Regions from separate parts of the Homo sapiens genome. Here region 1 is linked to region 2. Evidence: read pairs that join two places in POLR2A ChIA-PET (ENCODE). Cell type or tissue: B cell. All regions are shown on one strand. Links, peaks and the distances in the headings refer to the core of each region. The heading gives the core; the rest is flanking DNA. Region 1 overlaps PLOD1 (procollagen-lysine,2-oxoglutarate 5-dioxygenase 1). Region 2 has its middle 12 kb from the start of MIR6729.

Region 1 (6,332 bases), core at 3,703-6,202, 78 kb before region 2:
CTGAGGGACACGGGGGGCTCAGTCCCCTGAGATGGCGAGATGGGTGATTCTGGAATAGACTCCATTGTCTTTGGTGGAAAGTGAAGGGGTCACCTCCCTGCCTGGGGTTCTATCCCGGTTGCCACCCAAGTGCCTCCTCCTGGAAGCCCTCTCAGATTGCATGTCTCTAGCTTCCCCCGAGATGTCCAGGTTCTGGTTTCTTCTGCCTGGTCCTTCAGGCTCTCCTGCAGCCCCCTCCCCATCCCATGAACCTCATCCTCATTTATGACTCACCTCGAACACCACGCCAGCCACGATCTCCTGACAGCAGGCCCTCAACCGAGTCCTTGTTCCAGGCCTGGGCTCCTGCTGCTCTCTCCCCGGGGCACCCTCCTGCTGCTTCCCTGCCCCCCCGTACCCCCTGACTGGAGTTCCCCGGCCCGGGCACCTTTCTTGGGAAGTCTACATGCTTCTGATTCTGGCTCTGACTCCCTTGGGCCACCCTGGGGTGGAGTGGCAGTGCTGTGACTGGACACTGCTGGACTCTTGTGCCGCCCTCCCTGGTGCAGGATGAAGCTCTGCCCACGGTCCTGGTCGGCGTGTTCATCGAACAGCCCACGCCGTTTGTGTCCCTGTTCTTCCAGCGGCTCCTGCGGCTCCACTACCCCCAGAAACACATGCGACTTTTCATCCACAACCACGTGAGTAACAGGCGCTCTGTGGGGTCGTCATGTGGCTTAGATCCAGGGCCCAGCTTCACAAGGTAGCCCGAGACCTCTGAGGGTCTCACCGAATCTAGCTTATCTGGGCCAAATGACAATCACCAGTGGACTGTGTCCCCAAATCACTGAGTTAACTTTGGAGTCAGACTGGGTGAGTTTGAATCCCAGCGCCGCTATTTTATTGGCTGTGTGACCTTGGGCACATTACTCAACCTCTCTGTGCTTTAGTTTCTCATCTATAAAATAGGCATAAAAGTCGGGCGCGGTGGCTCATGCCTGTAATCCCAGCACTTTGGGAGGCCCAGGTGGGCAGATTATCTGAGGTCGGGAGTTCGAGACTAGCCTGACCAACATGGTGAAACCCTGCCTCTACTAAAAATACAAAATTAAGCTGGGTGTGGTGGCAGATGCCTGTAATCCCAGCTACTCAGGAGGCTGAGGCAGGAGAATCGCTTGAACCTGGGAGGCAGAGGTTGCAGTGAGCCGAGATTGCGCCATTGCACTCCAGCCTGGACAACAAGAGCAAAACTCCGTCTCAAAAAAAATAAAAATAAATAAATAAATAAATAAAATAAAATAGGGATAATAATTGTGCAATCACACAGAATTGCTGCAAGGGCTAAGCAAGCTGACATGCGAAGTTCGTAAAAGGTGCCTGGTGCACAGGACGCATCTAGTTGCTTCTAACTGTTGTCATCTTCACTTCCATCCCTGTCACTGTTAATCCTTCCTACCTTCCTAATTGTACCTGGTGGCAGTCAAATTGGTTTTCTTTTCTTTTTTTTTTTTTTTGAGACAGAGTCTCGCTGTGTCACCCAGGCTGGAGTGCAGTGGCACGATCTCGGCTCACTGCAACCTCTGCCTCTTGGGTTCAAGCGATTCTCCTGCCTCAGCCTCCCAAGTAACTGAGACTACAGGCATGCGCCATCACAACTGGCTAATTTTTTGTATTTTTTTTTTTTTTTTTGAGACGGAGTCTTGCTCTGTTGCCCAGGCTGGAGTGCAATGGCGTGATCTCAGCTCAGTGCAACCTCTGCCTCCCAGGTTCAAGCCATTCTCCTGCCTCAGCCTCCCGAGTAGCTGGGATTACAGGCGCCTGCCACCGTGCCTGGCTAATTTTTTGTATTTTAGTAGAGATAGGGTTTCACTATGTTGGCCAGGATGGTCTCGATCTCCTGACCTCGTGATCTGCCTGCCTCCGCCTGCCAAAGTGCTGCGATTACAGCCATGAGCCACCGCACCCAGCTGGATGGTTGTTTTTCCTTTTTTTTTTTTTTTTGAGATGGAGTCTTGCTGTGTCTCCCAGGCTAGAGTGCAATGGTGCGATCTTGGCTCACTGCAACCTCCGCCTCCCAAGTTCAAGCAGTTCTCTGCCTCTGCAACCTCCGCCTCCCGGGTTCAAGCAGTTCTCTGCCTCAGCCTCCTCCCGAGTACCTGGAATTACAAGTGCCTGCCACCATGCCCGGCTAATTTTTGTATTTTTAGTAGAGACGTGGTTTCACCATCTTGGCCAGGCTAGTCTTGAACTCCTGACCTGGTGATCTACCCGCCTCGGCCTCCCAAAGTGCTGCGAATACAGGCGTGAGCCACTGTGCCTGGCCTGGACTGTTGTTTTTCAAAGCGAAGTTGAGGATCACCTGGCACATTTTGTAACAAAGTGGATCTCTGGGCCACACCCAGGAATCAACAATGTCTCTGGATGTGGGATCCTGAGCGTGGTGGCGGAGCTCTATCCTGATGACAGAGGCTCTTAGGAGGCCTGACCTGGTCAGAGGAGAATGGGCAAAGGATGGCCAGGGAAGGGTGTTCCTGGCACAGGGCTGGCATGGGCAAAGGTCTGGAGACAGGAAAGCAGATGGCCGGGGTGCCAGAGATGAAGGGGCACAGCCTGGCAGTGACAGGAGGTGCTACAGTCCCTGGGTGGAAGCTGTGTCCTCCTCCTCACCCCCGCATCCCCTTCCCCATCCCCAACCCCAGGAGCAGCACCACAAGGCTCAGGTGGAAGAGTTCCTGGCACAGCATGGCAGCGAGTACCAGTCTGTGAAGCTGGTGGGCCCTGAGGTGCGGATGGCGAATGCAGATGCCAGGAACATGGGCGCGTGAGTTGTGGGCCACAGTACTCTCCACTGACAGTGGGGGCAGGGGAGCTGTGGCTGTGGTAAGGAGCAGCAGGCTGAGTGACAGGAGTTCAGAAGGCTGTGTGTGCTCTAGCAAGTTCCTGCCCCTTTCTGGGCCTTGGAGTTTCCATCTGTCAAAAGGGGAAATAGCCTCTGTCCTGCCAACCCCCGGGGCTCCTGGGCAGGGCTGAGCCATGTTATTTGGGTTCAGGAAGCAAATCAGAGAAAGAGGAAGGACTGGGGGCAAAAGTAGACAAAGGCTGACTATTAGGGAGCCAACCTTGAATGTTTTACTTTATTATATATAAAAAAAAAAGGCCGAGAGCAGTGGCTCATGCCTGTAATCCCTGCACTTTGAGAGGCCAAAGTTGAAGGATTGCTTGAGGCCAGGAGTTCAAGAGCAGCCTGGGCAACATAGCGAGACCCTATCTCTTCAAAAATTAAAAAAAAATAGCCAAGTGTGGTGGCTTGAACCTGGGGTCCCAGCTACTGAAGAAGCTGAGGCAGGAGGACCTCTTGAGCCCGGGAAGTCGAGGTTGCATGAGCTATGATTGCACCACTGTGTTCCAGCCTGGGAAACAGAGCGAGACCTTGTCTCATAAAGCAAAACAAAAACAAAGAAAGAAGTAATTTGTGTTGCTTGTAGAAGAGTCAGACAGTCCAGATCAAAGGTTGGCAAACTTCCTGCTAAGGATTAGATCATAAATCTTTGCAAATTGGCTCTGCCGGCTCTGTGACAACCCTCAGCTCTGCCCTAGTAGCACAGAGGCTGCATTCCAGCAAAATTTCATTTATGGACACTGAAATTTGACTTTCATGTCATTTATTTTTTTTTCTTTTTGAGACTTGGTGTCACTCTTGTCATCCAGGCTGGAGTGCAGTGGCAGGATCATAGCTTACTGTAGCCTCAAACCCCTGGGTTCAAGTGATCCTCCTGCCTCAGCCCCCCAAGAAGCTGGGACTACAGGCATGTGCCATCACATCCAGTTAATTTTTAAATATTTATTTATTTATTTATTTAGAGACTGAGTCTCACTCCGTCACTCAGGCTGGAGCGCAGTGGCGCGATCTCGGCTCACTGCAACCTCCCCGTCCCAGGTTCAAGCCATTCTCTTGCCTCAGCCTCTCAAGTAGATGGGATTACAGGTGCTTGCCACCACACCTGGCTAATTTTTGTATTTTTAGTAGAGACGAGGTTTCACCATGTTTTCCAGGCCTGTCTCAAGCTCCCGAACTCAAGTGATCCGCCCGCCTTGGCCTCCCTAAGTGCTGGGATTACAGGTGTGAGCCACTGCGCCTGGTTAATTTATTTATTTTTATTTTTTGTAGAGACAGGATCTTGCTATGTTGCCCAGGCTGGTCTCAAACTCCTGGCTTGAAGTTATCCTCCCGTCTCAGCCTCCCAGAGTGCTGGGATTACAGGCATGAGCCACTGCACCTGGTGATGACCTTCACATAATTTTTACATCTTCTTTTGATTTTTGTTTTCTTTTTTTTTTTTTTTTTTTTGAGATGGAGTCTCGCTCTGTCACCCAGGCTGGAGTGCAATGGTGCAATATTGGCTCACTGCAAGCTCTGCCTCCCACGTTCACGCCATTCTCCTGTCTTAGCCTCCCGAGTAGCTGTGACTACAGGTGCCCACCACCATGCCCGGCTAATTTTTTGTATTTTTAGTAGAGACGGGGTTTCACCGTGTTAGCCAGGATGGTCTCGATCTCCTGACCTCGTGATCCATCCACCTCAGCCTCCCAAAGTGCTGGGATTACAGGCGTGAGCCACCACGCCCTGCCGATTTGTTTTTTTCTTGAAACAACTTAAAAACATAAAATCAGCCAAGTGCAGTGGCTGTAATCCCAGCACTTTGGGAGGCCAAGGATTGCTTGAGCTGGGGAAGTTGAGGCTGCAGTGAGCTATGATTGTGCATTCCAGCTTGGCTGACACAGTGAGACCCCCATCTCTAAAAAAGGAAAAAAGGCCGGGTGCAGTGGCTCGCATCTGTAATCCCAGCACTTTGGGAGGCCGAGGCGGGCAGATCACCTGAAGTCAGGAGTTCGAGACCAGCCTGGCCAACATGGTAAAACCCTGTCTCTACTAAAAATACAAAAATTAGCCTGGCATGGTGGTGCACGCCTCTAATCCCAGCTACTTGGGAGGCAGAGGCAGGAGAATCGCTTGAACCCGGGAGGTGGAGGTTGCAGTGAGCTGAGATTGTGCCATTGCATTCCAGCCTGGGCAACAGAGTGAGACTCGTTCTCAAAAAAATAAAATAAAATAAAAATAAAAAAAAGAAAAACATAAAGCTGTTCTTAGCCCATGAGCTGTACAAAACCAGGCAGGGCCAGAGTTTGACTCACAGACCCTCGTTTGCTGAGTCCTGTACCAGATAAACAAAAGTAACACAGATTTTTAAGGCTTTTGGTACAAGTTACCAAATTGCATTTCAGAAAGGCAGCCCCAGCTTACTCCCCACCCTGGGCCATGTAGGCACCTGTGGGCTGTGTTCTTCCCAGTACCAGGATTTTCAGGGCACTTGATACCAGTTGCCAACCTCTGGGCCTTGGGTGAGAGAGCCCAGCAGTCCAGGGGTTTGGGACTCAGAGTCGGGAGGAACCTTTGAGGCTGCTGGTGTGACCTCTCTAAAGCCCCTTGGCTGATATGTGGTGAAGCCAGACTGTGGTCACAGATGTGAGCAGCCACCAGTAGCTCCAGGATCAGGTGCACTGACCCTGTGTCCTCCTCCTTGCAGAGACCTGTGCCGGCAGGACCGCAGCTGCACCTACTACTTCAGCGTGGATGCTGACGTGGCCCTGACCGAGCCCAACAGCCTGCGGCTGCTGATCCAACAGAACAAGTGAGGCTGCTCCGTCTGCACCCAGCACTGCTCAGGACTGGCCTGGTCCTGGGGTGGCAGCCCTCCTTGCCTTCCTCCTCCTCCTCCTCATCCACCTCCTCTTCCTCCTCTTTTTCCTTCTCCTGCTCCTCTTTCTCCTCCTCGTCTTCCTCCTTGTCTTCCTCCTCCTCTTCCTCTTCCTCCTCTTCCTCCTTTTTCCTCCTCCTCCTCGTCTTCCTCATCCTCTTTCTCCTCCTCCTCTTCCTCCTCCTCCTTGGCCTCACCTATTACCCAGAGCTGTGGATCCCCAGCCTGATACCCCAGGTTCTGATAGAGAAGGTGTCCTGCCCTGTCTGCTCCTGGCTGCCCCATGGGAGGGAGCAGGTACCAGAAGAGCCAAACCCCCGACACCCCGGCCAAGGCACTGCCTGTCTCAGTGAGGTGCTTGGGGATCCCTGCGTGCAGGTTGAGGGGCACCTACCTCCCCCCATCCCTGGTTAGTGCTGTCTCCTACTCCCAGTGGGCAGCGACCTCCTACTGAGGTGCTCCCTTCCCTCAGGAACGTCATTGCCCCGCTGATGACCCGGCATGGGAGGCTGTGGTCGAACTTCTGGGGGGCTCTCAGTGCAGATGGCTACTATGCCCGTTCCGAGGACTACGTGGACATTGTGCAGGGGCGGCGTG
Region 2 (7,352 bases), core at 1,983-4,482:
CTCCTCCTGTGTGCTAGGCACTGTTCTAGGCTCTGCAGATGCGGCAGTGAAGCAGACAACACTAGCACCCACAGCCACAGGAGCCTGCCCCCTGGAGCTTCCCTGCTGCTGGGTGGGGGGGCTGCAGTCTGAAATAAGCCAGTAAACAGAAAATGTGTCAGGTGGTGGGAAGTGCTGGGAAGAAAACCAGAGCAGCCCGACCACGCTTCCCTGACCCACGTCTCACACCTCCCACACCCCTCCCAGGCGAGGCTCCAGCTCTGCTGAAGCTTTTTTCTGGGTCTTAAACCGGCAGGCTCCCCCTGGCCTCTGGGTCTTTATCTACTCCATTGCCTCTGCCCAAAGCTCTCTTCCACCCAATGAACTCCTACTCAGTCCTCAGCTTCTATTTCAATTCCTCAGAGCCCTTCCCTGAGCCGACCGAACTGGCCAAGGCTCCTGGAGTTGGGTTCTGCAGCATCCCCATTGTAGACTTTGTGACACTTGACTGTAAGCTCCTTGAGAGCAGGAACCAAGCCTGTCCTGTCCTTGGCGCTATCCCCAGGGCCTAGTACAGCATGCGGCATATGATAGACGTTCAATAAATAAATGTTGAATGAACGAGGGAGTAAATGAGCTCCCAGGTCTTGGGAAGGTAGACCTGGCAGCCCTGAGACCCGAGGTTCCTGTTTCCTGGGATTCTAGCACTGGGGCTGAGCTGCTGCTGTTCTAGCTTGCGCTGGTTTCTGCACATCTGTTGCCCTAGGCCTCAGGCAGATTGTGGGGTCTCGGCTCAGCACCAGTCTCCCAGGGGAGTCTAGGACCCTAGGGTGGATGGTAGGGAGCGGCTGGGGACAGCTGAAACATCTTCATCTGGGAAACTCTACGTCCGCCATCCATTGGCAGCTGCAGGGCCCAGTCCCTTGGCGTGCAGATGGAAGTGTATGGAAATAACCCCACCTTCCCTCCCTCAGGCCACTTTTAACCTCCCAGGCAAGACAAGGACCTGTTGGCTACTGATTGCCACCCTCTGAGAGGGAGGCTGCAAAGGGGAATTCTCCCTGGAGGGGTTGGGTGACCCTTCCACTCCCACTTCATCATGAGGTGAAGCGTGCATGGCCCAGAAACACACACACAGCTGGATTTCCCCCCTCTGCCTTTGGAAAGTGGCATTCAGATGTTCTGAGAATGCACACTGGCTCAATGTAGACTTGGCTGTAGGTTTGCTGAACTTTTCAGCCCAATCTGTGGGAGGACATAGAGTGTAGCTCCGAACACCCGCCCTCGGTATTGCCACCCACTGACTGCGTGACGGCGGCCGTGTCACTTAGCCTTTCTGTATGTAGCTCAGTTTTGTCATCTGTACACGGGCGATAACTCCAAGAAGAGGTGAACCAGATCCGACCTGCAGAGACCCGGGCACGTGGTCTGACGGGGAGGGGAGCTATGAGAAATGATAAGACTGTCATCAGCTCTTCCATCATAAGATTGATGCCATCCTGTTGCCTGGAATGGAACCTGCCCCCTGAGTTTGCTCCAGCTCATGCCTTCCCCAGGACGATAAGAGAGAATGGAAGCAGGGCATGGAGTCCTTTGATCCAGTGGCCTTCACCCCCAGCTCCTGGAAGGGCTGTTGCTGGGAGCAGATGCCGGCAGCAGCCTTCTTGCCAGTTTCATTAGCATGGAGGCTCTGAGGACAGGGAGGGAGGAGGGATGTGGGTGGGCAGGACCCTCCCTGGGGCCAGTGCTGAGGCTGTGAGGGTGGATGGCTGAAGCCTTGCAGGAAGTTTTGAGAGGAAGCTGGGCCCACAGGATCGTGATGTGATCAGTTGGGGTGGCATAAGAGTGCCTGATGATGGTTTGGGTGGCCTTTGGGGACATCCCCTGTCATGCCATCACCATGCTGAGCTCTGACCACACTCTCTTTGGCCCTCTTTATCTGTGGCTAAGAGTTGGCAACACAGCCTCTGAAACTCAGCAGAAACCCCTCTGCTTCCCCCAGCCCTGCCTCCTCTATCCCCCACCATTGTTGATGGGATACCAGAGGCACCCAGGTGTCCTGGGCCTCCAGCTCCCGAGGCAAGGAAGCCTTTCTTGGCCAGCCAGGACTCATGACATCTCAGCCAGTGGAGAAGGGGAGAGGGAGGGCTTTGAGAATTCCCCAGGCCTCAGATTTGGTGGGGGAACCCTTCCTGTCCACCAGGATTGAGGGTTACAGAACACCCCAGCCTCGAGGGAGAACTAGCTGCCCCCCATCCCATTCCCAGCAAATTCTGACAAACACCCCCTGACTCCCATGGTGGAAGTTTGCCAGGTGTCAACTAAAGAAAATAAAAAGCTGAAGAATTAGAGTTCGGGCTGGGTGTGGTAGCTCACACTTGTAATCCCAGTAATTTGGGAGGCTGAAGCCAGTGGATTGCCCGAGCCCAGGAGTTTAAGAGCAGCCTGGGCAACATGTAGAGATGAAACCCCATCTCTACTGAAAATACAAAAAATTAGCCAGGCATGGTGACATACATCTGTGGTTCCCAGCTACTTGGTAGGCTGAGGTGGGAGGATCACCTGAGCCCGGGGAAGTCTGAGACTGCAGTGCGTGGTGATCACAACACTGCACTCCAGCCTGAGCAACAGAGTGAGACCATGTCTAAAAATAAATAAATAAATAAAAATGCCGGGCGTGGTGGCTCAAGCCTGTAATCCCAGCACTTTGGGAGGCCAAGGTGGGCAGATCACTTGAGGTCAGGAGTTCGAGACCAGTCTGACCAACATTGAGAAACCCAGTCTCTACTAAAAATACAAAATTAGCCGGGCGTGGTGGCACATGCCTGTAATGTCAGCTACTCGGGAGGCTGCGGGAGGAGAATCGCTTGAACCCGGGAGGCAGAGGTTGCAGTGAGCTGAGATCACACCATTGCATTCCAGCCTGGGCAACAAGAGTGAAACTCCGTCTCAAAAACAAAAAACAAAAACTTTAGAGTTCTTTTTATTCAGAAGTTTTACCAGGACTATAGACCGAGCCTATTGCCTGAGAGCAGCCCTGTGGAGGGGTTCTATCAGCTGCTCTGGCAGTTTCAGTTCACAGTTTATGTACAGGTGGTGAAGCTGTAATATGTACAAAATCACATCGAGGTTTGGGTATAGAGTACATCTGGCTATAGATGACTAAAGCACATCTGCTGAATCGATTGTGGAGGCAGAATCACTAACCCCACCAGATGGTATCTTATGTGTAGGAAAAAGCAAGTCTGGGGCCATTTATCTTTCAAGGAATATAGTGACTCACGCAAGAGACATGGGGCTCTATTCTGTTTTGTCTTCAAAGCATCCCTCCAGAGAGCTGCCCATTGTCACAGAGCCAGCGGCTTGTGAATCCACTCAAGCAGAAATGAGCAAACATAACTTCTTACATTTGCTACTTAGGCTCACCCAGGAGAGGAAGCAGCCCCAGGTGCCAGCTGTGTGTTGCAGAACACTGGACCTGGAGCCTCAGCCTGGGGGTCAGTGTTGGCTGCTGCTCCTGCACAAGTCAGTGGGCTTCTCTGAGCCTCAGTTTCCTCATCTGTAGAATGGGGATTAGAATGCTACCTACTGGGCCAGGCACCGTGGCTCACACCTATAATGCCAACACTTTGGGAGGCCAAGGTGGGTGGATTGCTTGAGCCCAGGAGCTCGAGACCGGCTTGGGCAACATAGGGAGACCCCTGTCTCTACAAAAGAATTTAAAAAATTAGCCAGGTGTGGTGGCACGAACCTGTGTTTCCAGCCACTTGGGAGGCTGAGGCAGGAGGATCACTTGAGCCCAGGAGTTGGAAGCTGCAGCGAGCCACGGTCGAGCTACTGCACTCCAGCCTGGGTGACAGAGCAAGACCCTGTCTCAAAAAACAAAACAAAACAAAACAAAACAACAACAACAAAAAAAAAAAACCCAGAAAACCAAGAATGTTACCTACTGCGTTGGGGTTTTTAGAGGATGAAATTAGATGATCAGGAGATGAAATGCGTAGTGCAGTACTGGGCCTAATAAATGTGCAACATTATTATTTGAAACCAGGGCCTGTGTGCATATTGGCAGATGAGGATCCTGTCTCTAGAGGGGTCCACCCCACCTGGCCAGATACACAGTAAGGAATGAGCCGAGTGGGAGCAGGGGAAGTTTCAGGTGATTCTTCCATGAAATGATGGACACAGGGCGCTGGCCCAGTGTCTGTGCTGGAGTAGGGCCCTGCGGGCCTCCAAGCCTGGGAGGGTCAGAGGCCTGAAAACCACTCAGGCCCTTCCAGGAATCTTTGGTTGGGAACTCTAGGGACTCTGTAGGACACGGTGTGGGAACAGAGCAGGATGGGGGCAGTTACCCACACCTCCATTCCACTCCTCCTGCAGGGTAAGACCTGCTCAAGTCCCGCCTTCAGGCCGGATTGCCCAAACCTTTCCTCAGTCTCCCTGCCTGGCCACGTGGACTCCCCATCCCCGTAAAACCCTCCTGTGGTTCTCCTGACCGGGATGGGTGGGTTCCTTGGGACTTCTTGCCTTGCTGGGCTGGGCCCTTCTGAAGGACAAGGGTCTCCCAGGTGCTGATCCTCCCTGTGGGCCTCAGCTGCCAAAGGACTCTGAGGACACTGACATTTGGGAGAGCCGGCATCTTCTCTGGGTCCCTGATGTGGGTTCAGAGGTGGCCCCCCAAAGATATGTCCACCTAGAACTTCAGAGTATATGACCTTATTTGGAATAAGGGTCTATGCAGATATAATTTTTTTCTTTTTTTTTTTTTTTTTTTGAGATAGTCTCACCCTATCACCCGCTAGGGCTGTATAACAGAACACCACAGACTGCAGGGCTTAAGCAACATAAATTTCTTTTCTTTTTTTCTTTCTGTTTTTTGTTTGTTTGTTTTTGGTTGCCCAAGCTGGAGCGCAGTGGCACGCTCTCGGCTCACTGCAACCTGCGCCTCCCGGGTTCAAGTGATTCTCCTGCCTCAGCCTCCCGAGCAACTGGGACTACAGACGCACACCACCATACCTGGCTAATTTTTTGTATTTTCAGTAGAGACAGGGTTTCACCATGTTGGCTAGGATAGTCTTGAACTCCTGACCTTAAGTGATCCACCCGCCTTGGCCTCCCAAAGTGCTGGGATTACAGGCGTGAGCCACCATGCCCAGCCTTTCTGCAGATGTAATTAAGGTAGGGTAATGGGGCTCTTAAGACGCGAGTCCCTCTCCCTCTCCCTCTCCCTCTCCCTCTCCCTCTCCCTCTCCCCACGGTCTCCCTCTGATGCCGAGCCGAAGCTGGACTGTACTGCTGCCATCTCGGCTCACTGCAACCTCCCTGCCTGATTCTCCTGCCTCAGCCTGCCGAGTGCCTGCGATTGCAGGCGCGCGCCGCCACGCCTGACTGGTTTTCGTATTTTTTTGGTGGAGACGGGGTTTCGCTGTGTTGGCCGGGCCCGTCTCCAGCTCCTAATCGCGAGTGATCCGCCAGCCTCGGCCTCCCGAGGTGCCGGGATTGCAGACGGAGTCTCGTTCACTCAGTGCTCAATGGTGCCCAGGCTGGAGTGCAGTGGCGTGATCTCGGCTCGCTAAAACCTCCACCTCCCAGCCGCCTGCCTTGGCCTCCCAAAGTGCCGAGATTGCAGCCTCTGCCCGGCCGCCACCCCGTCTGGGAAGTGAGGAGCGTCTCTGCCTGGCCGCCCATCGTCTGGGATGTGAGGAGCCCCTCTGCCTGGCTGCCCAGTCTGGAAAGTGAGGAGCGTCTCTGCCCGGCCGCCATCCCATCTAGGAAGTGAGGAGCGTCTCTGCCCGGCCGCCCATCGTCTGAGATGTGGGGAGCGCCTCTGCCCTGCCGCCCCGGCTGGGATGTGAGGAGCGCCTCTGCCCGGCTGCGACCCCGTCTGGGAGGTGAGGAGCATCTCTGCCCGGCCGCTCCGTCTGAGAAGTGAGGAGACCCTCCACCCGGCAGCCGCCCCGTCTGAGAAGTGAGGAGCCCCTCCGCCCGGCAGCCACCCCGTCTGGGAAGTGAGGAGCCTCTCCGCCCGGCAGCCACCCCGTCCGGGAGAGAGGTGGGGGGGTCAGCCCCCAGCCAGGCCAGCCGCCCCGTCCGGGAGGGAGGTGGGGGGTCAGCCCCCCGCCCGGCCAGCCGCCCCGTCCGGGAGGTGAGGGGCGCCTCTGCCCGGCCGCCCCTACTGGGAAGTGAGGAGCCCCTCTGCCAGGCCACCACCCCGTCTGGGAGGTGTACCCAACAGCTCATTGAGAACGGGCCATGATGACAATGGCGGTTTTGTGGAATGGAAAGGGGGGAAAGGTGGGGAAAAGATTGAGAAATCGGAAAAAAAAAAAAAAAAAAAAGGTAGGGTAATGATCTCAAAATGAGAGCATCCTGGTTTAGGGAGGGCTTTAAATCCAATAATAGGTGTCTTATAAGATACAGAAAAGGACACACCACAGAGACACAAAGAATTAGGGAACATGGGCCAGGAGTGGTGGCTCACACCTGTAATCCCAGCACTTTGGGAGGCTGAGGTGGGCGGATCACCTGAGGTCAGGAGTTTGAGTCCAGCCTGGCCAACATGGTAAAACCCCGTCTCTACTAAAAATACAAAAAAAAAAAAAATTAGCCAGGTGGTGCGTGCCTGTAATCCCAGCTACTCGGGAGGCTGAGGCAGGAGAATCACTTGAACCCGGGTGGCAGAGGTTGCAGTGAGCCGAGATCACGCCACTGCACTCCAGCCTGGGCAACAGAGCAAGGCGCTATCTCACTGAAAAAAAAAAAAAAGCAAGCAGGGAACATGATGACAGGGGCAGAGAGGACTGATGAAGGATGGCAGGCAGCTGCTAGAAGCCAGGGGAGAGGCATAGGAGGGACAGATTTTCTGTCAGAGCTTCCAGAAGGAAGCAACCCTGCCAACACCTTGATCTTGGACTTCCGGTCTCCAGAACTAGAGGCTAGAAGTTTCAATTGTTTTAATCATACCGTTTGTGAGCAGTTACTACAGTGGCCCTAAGAAATGAACACAGACTGGGCGTGGTACCTCATGCCTGTAATCCTAGCACTCTGGGAGGCCGAGGTGGGTGGATCACTTGAGGTCAGGAGTTTGAGACCAGTCTGGCTAACATGGTGAAACCCCGTCTCTACTGAAAATACAAAAATTAGCCGGTGTAATGGCATGCACCTGAAATCTCACTTACTCGGGAGGCTGGGGCACGAGAGTCGCTTGAACCTGGGAGGCAGAGGTTGCAGTGAGCTGAGATCACGCCACTGCACTCCAACCTGGGTGACAGAGCGAGACTCTGACTCAAAAAAAAAAAAAAGAAATGAATACAGTTCACAGTTGCCTGGATGAATGATGAATGAGATGCTGGGGTGGCCACGTGACGGCTGTT

Evidence for each region. Peaks named below come from ENCODE experiments on the same cell type or tissue, not always from the same donor. Only the 100,000 strongest peaks of a DNase experiment are listed, where the experiment ranks them.
Region 1: POLR2A ChIA-PET joins it to region 2 with 6 read pairs; 3 of 35 experiments call an interaction of 5 or more read pairs at or near these places.

The regions. Positions count from the first base shown.
Region 1 is chr1:11,957,968-11,964,299 of GRCh38, forward strand. PLOD1 (procollagen-lysine,2-oxoglutarate 5-dioxygenase 1) reads left to right here. Exons shown (of 19, transcript NM_000302.4): 9 at 549-680; 10 at 2,679-2,800; 11 at 5,565-5,669; 12 at 6,208-6,332. Among named protein-coding and RNA genes, the nearest start is that of MFN2, 19 kb to the right of the region's middle. RefSeq lists a silencer at 5,272-5,473. In B cell, for the core only: no CTCF peak of the experiment used is centred there; no DNase peak of the experiment used is centred there.
Region 2 is chr1:12,037,470-12,044,821 of GRCh38, forward strand. No RefSeq gene overlaps it. Among named protein-coding and RNA genes, the nearest start is that of MIR6729, 12 kb to the left of the region's middle. RefSeq lists a cis regulatory region at 780-1,902 and enhancers at 1,685-2,184, 3,250-3,319. In B cell, for the core only: no CTCF peak of the experiment used is centred there; DNase peaks (open chromatin) are centred at 2,552, 3,102 and 3,352; H3K4me3 peaks cover 1,261 bases; H3K27ac peaks cover 2,500 bases.